Linked DNA regions of Homo sapiens: region 2 is linked to region 1. A link is an interaction called in ENCODE POLR2A ChIA-PET data of the cell type or tissue named here. Cell type or tissue: PC-3. All regions are shown on one strand.

The links. ChIA-PET counts read pairs that join two places held together with the same protein. Peaks named below come from ENCODE experiments on the same cell type or tissue, not always from the same donor. Only the 100,000 strongest peaks of a DNase experiment are listed, where the experiment ranks them.
Region 2: POLR2A ChIA-PET joins it to region 1 with 5 read pairs; 2 of 35 experiments call an interaction of 5 or more read pairs at or near these places.

What each region holds. Positions count from the first base shown.
Region 1 is chr6:21,529,834-21,532,333 of GRCh38, forward strand. No RefSeq gene overlaps it. Among named protein-coding and RNA genes, the nearest start is that of LINC00581, 19 kb to the left of the region's middle. In PC-3, no CTCF peak of the experiment used is centred here; no DNase peak of the experiment used is centred here.
Region 2 is chr6:21,394,969-21,397,468 of GRCh38, forward strand. No RefSeq gene overlaps it. Among named protein-coding and RNA genes, the nearest start is that of LINC00581, 120 kb to the right of the region's middle. In PC-3, no CTCF peak of the experiment used is centred here; a DNase peak (open chromatin) is centred at 1,543.

The DNA.
Region 1 (2,500 bases):
TAACTTCCACCCATCCCGGCCCAGCCACAAAAGCACAAAAAGAGAATAACGTTATCACCGTGGTACCCAAGGTTCAAATACAATCCCCTGTAAAAGAGAATACAGAGTAAAGTCAGAAACAGTTATTACAGACCCAGAGTTCCAGGCAATAAGTTCTGTAAGTTCAAAGAAAGGGAAGAGCATGCTGCTCTCCTTGCCCTGTCTCCTTCTGCAGTGTGGGTCTCCTGGCCCAGCCACTTTGGGCTTGTTCATTTTCAGAGCGAAAGGTCTACTTCCAAAAATGGCATCAGGTGTGACAAATGGCTGGGCTATGGCCCAGGAGACATCAGCCTTCCAGCTCCTGCAGAAAATGTGTTTGAGCCCAAATATGAATTCTGTATAACAGAGAACTGCAAGAAGAGGAATAGAAACAATTACCATTTGCTGAGTGTCTACAATGTCCTAGGTACACATGGTATCTTAATCTTGCCAATCATATTAATACATTCAATTATAAGTACATGGATAGGACTTTCTCCTTTTTCCCAAAGTTAATAAGATATAATTGACAAATAAAACTTTTGTATATTTAAGGTATATGACATGATGTTTTGTTTTGTTTTGGCTTTTTGAGATGGAGTTTCACTCTTGTCGTTCAGGCTGGAGTGCAATGGTGCGATCTTGGATCACCGCAACTTCCGCTTCCTGGGTTCAAGCGATTCTCCTGCCTCAGCTTCCCAAGTAGCTGGGATTACGGGTGCCCGCCACCACTCCCAGCTAAGTTTTGTATTTTTAGTAGAGATGGGGTTTCACCATGTTGGCTAGGCTGGTCTTGAACTCCTTATCTCAGGTGATCCACCGGCCTCAGCCTCCCAAAGTGCTAGGATTACAGGCATGAGCCACCGCACCCAGTCCATGATGTTTTTATATACATATACATTGTAAAATGATTGCCACAATCAAGCTAATTAACATATCTATCACATCACATAGTTACCATTCATATAGCTTTCTGTAGCCAGAGTTCCAAGTGCATTACATGTAATAACTCATCTAATCCCTACAACAACCCTGTAAAGGAAATATTACTATTATTCCCACAAGAACTCCAGTAGGTAGTATTATGATGCCCTTTTCAGAAAAAAAAAAAAAAAAAAAAAAAAAAAAGCATGTGGAGTGCATGCTGTTTAAATTACACATCTGGTGAATGCAGGCTGCTGGATTCAAACCCAGACGTGTCTAATCTAGATTCAAATTCAAATCTTGCCCTCTTAACCATTAATATTCAAATATGGGCATCTTTCAAATTAGTGTTTAGTTGTGATAGGCTCCAAGGGGATTGGAAGATCTTACAGAAAGAAGGAAAAAATAGAAATTAGACTTGGAATCACTCAGGGGAAGGTTTAAAGTCTAAGAGTTGGTGAGTAGAGAGACTCTGTCCCATAAGAATTATCAGAAAATTGGGCTTTTTCATTAAAGTGTTCCTTAATAATATTTGAATTTGTTGGTGTGCTGGTAAATTGGCTCTCTGGGGTGGGGGTTGGAGGGAGACCTGACTTGTAGTGTTTGCCAGTATCTGTGGTGTAAACACTCCCATCATGGCTGATTTCAAGATTGCAACAGCTTAACAACCTGTTTGCAAAATTGCTGGGTATTTAACAATTAGCTCTCATAAGCCAGTAGGAGCTGGCTTCAAGACACCACAATTTGGACTCAAGTAGCAGATTATTCTGCCCTGCTCTAGAAGCCGTCCGTATCCTTTTATAATACCTATACATTCAAGGCAGATTAAAGGCGGAGTCCTCTGGTGTTTAAAGATCTGAGGTAGTCCTCTGTGTGCTTCCTGCTGTCCCTCCCAAACTGGGTGCTTTTACTTCTTGTATTTAATGGCAATATTTTTAGTTTGTTGTTCTTGATTTTAAAAGGAAGTTGAGATGTTTATGTTTCTCTTCCCTTGACCATCAAATAAATCTAACACATGTGGGTGGCTTTGTAAGTGGAGCGGCCTTTGATTGACTGGGTAAAAGGTTTCCTCACCCTTGGGAAGTGGACCAGTCTTTAGGAGACCTAAGGCACCTGCAGGTGTATGTTTATGTGTGCATGTGAATACACATGCATGCATCCAACAATATTTACTGCTATCCCTGTATAAGCCAGGAGTGTGTATGAACACATAGCACTCACCATTTTGGATTTGCACCTGTTCCTAAGTGCTTTCCCACAATATTTTGAGGCCCCAACATCCATGGAAGTCCCTCTGTAAGCACATGATTACCATGAGGTCGTGATATGAATTCAGACCTAACAAATTAAATGGCAAATTAAATGCTTTGAGAAACCATGTAACTCTAAGGATAATCACCATTTTCTGTGTAATTTTTTTTTTTTTTAGCTCTTTGGGGCTGCGAATTTGTAAAGCACACATAACTAAATGAATAATTACATAGCAAGGGGCTGAAAGGTAACTGCAAAATAATTGCATGCTATATGATCCCTCCATGAAAACATGTTTAATAGAATA
Region 2 (2,500 bases), 130 kb before region 1:
AGCGGCTCATGGGGGACTTTAAGATGTTATTTATGGCAATCCCCTAAGCAGCCTCAGTCTTACTCTGATGATTTTTTTACACGATTTATACCAGTCCAAAGAATTCAAGAATAATGGGTATATTTCTGCAGCTGAGCCAAACATTTCTTCTCTATCAGTCTGTGCATGACACAGAATGTCTTGTGGTTTTAATATTTGTTTCCCTAATGGACAAGATTTGATAAATGTGTTTCCTAATCCCGAGCTATTGAAATATTGATTCTCATCCTGACTGGCCTCCTGGGAACGGAGCCAGCATATCTGCATCTCTGGGCTCTGAATTTAGGCTATTGCCCTGCTGGCCTAGCCTGTGAACACAAGGATGAGATTAGATTTGCTTGGGGGTGGGAACTGTAAATCCCAGTGAAATAGCTGTCTGGCCTCATTTCTATTTGACAGAATAGGGCAGCCATTCCCCACATTTTTGGCCAGTGTTATCATGTGTTTACCTGAATATCCTTCTTGCTTCTTTCTTCCTATTTGATTTTAATGTATACAGGCTGTCCAGTGAAAAGAAGAAAAGAAATCCTAGCTAAAGATTCATTTGAACTTCTGAATAGGATTGTCTGAAGGATGTAAAATATTTTACAAGGAATTCCAGAAAGATGAATAACTCACACCATGCCAAAAATGTTACCTGACATGAAAAAATATTAGAGGCCTTTCCATTACTTCTGTGACCTTTGAATGGAGATGAAAGATGGTTTGGACCCATGCTATCACAACCTGGTGCTGGACATAGTATCTGATAGGCTGTAATTCCATCCCATTTGAAGACGGGTGGGGAATATGTGTGACTGTTTATCATACATCCATTCAACCTCTTCAGACCATGACAATATTTAGGAAAAAGAACACAGGTGAACCCCGAGGAGATGAATACACCTTTTTACAACATGCTTAATGTCTTCTAAATATTGCTTAGAATATTTAGAATATTGCTTTTCTTCATCCCATTTCTTCCACCATTTTCCCAGTTTGGGCTATCACAATAGTCCCCTAGATCAGGATGATAACCTCCTAATTGGCCTTTGTCCCATATTTATCTCCCATCCTGTAGCCAAACTGAGGTCTCGAAAGTGCCTACCTGTGTACAATCCCCTAGCGTTCCCTATTACCCTCAGTCCCATGTTTCTTATCTAACATATATGGTCGTCCATGATCTGACCCATCTCCCTTTGCGGACTTGGTTTCCTTCCAATCCCATCTTGAACTTCACCTTCTAGAAACACTGAAATGCTGTTATCCCGGTTTGCCTTTGCTCATGAAGTTCATTTTTCTTGGAGGTCCATTTCTTTCTCTTTTCCTTGGCTTTCCTTCTCTGTGACTGGATATCTCCTCCAGGAGTCCTCCACAATGGCCTCCTCTCCTGACATTAATGGCCTTTCTTTTGCACTTTCTTAGCAGTACCTGTGTTTGGTTCCATCACTGCCATAACCACAATTACTGATCCCTTGGCCCATCTATCTCCTTGGTGACATTGTAAATTCCTTGAGAGTACATACATGCCTTTTCCACATTTGTAACCACAGTGACTGTGACTCACTCAGTGCATAATGCAGAGTATTTTGAACTAAATTCAGGAGAAGATTCTGCAAGTAGAAACAGGAATAATAAAGTCAAAAAGAAATGGGCATTGTTAACATTCTGATTTTGGTAACAACCCTTTAAGGAAAAATTATCATCACCATTTTATCAATGAGGAAACTCAGAATCACAGTGATTAAGAGTTTGGCTAGGAGTCACAGAAAGCAAATGAAAGAACCCCAACTTGACTGTGAGCACCTCCAGGAAAGGATCAATAAAGATCAATAAAGATTTGTTGAATTGAACCAGTTGCTAGAATATCAGCAAGCTTTGCTCTGAGTAGGTTCATCATCAGATCACATGTAGGAAGAGGCTCTCTAAAACCCATCTAATTTGTCCTCTTGTTTGTGTAGGGTTATCTTAACAGTACCAGTTTGACATAGTAAAAATTAGTTAATAGTCTCTTGGATTTAAAAAAAGTTATTTATTAGTCCACTCAGCACTCGGCAAGTATTTATTGAATACTTATTATATACCAGGCACTGTGTGTAGAAGAATGTGATTTAAAGCAAGAAAACCTGCCCTAATGAAGCTTGTATGGCAAATAATCGGCCTAGAAAAATTCCTCTAATAATGTAGAATGTACTAACCCTTGACTCACCAGTGAATGAGATATTTTATCAACTGGACTCATGTAAATCATGCACACTGGTGGCACAAATAGCTAAAGCCAGAAGCATTTATGAACCACCAAAGAGTTCCTGGATCTTTTGAGTTTGTTAGTTGCAATAGAAAGGACTGTAAGCATAAAAGGAAATTATTGAAACTGTATTAGTTGGCTCAGAGAACCACTAGGGTAGCTGGAGGAGCAAGCTTGGGAATTGGGCAGAAACAAAGGGATGCAATGCCTCCGATCCTTGGCTAACATTCGTCT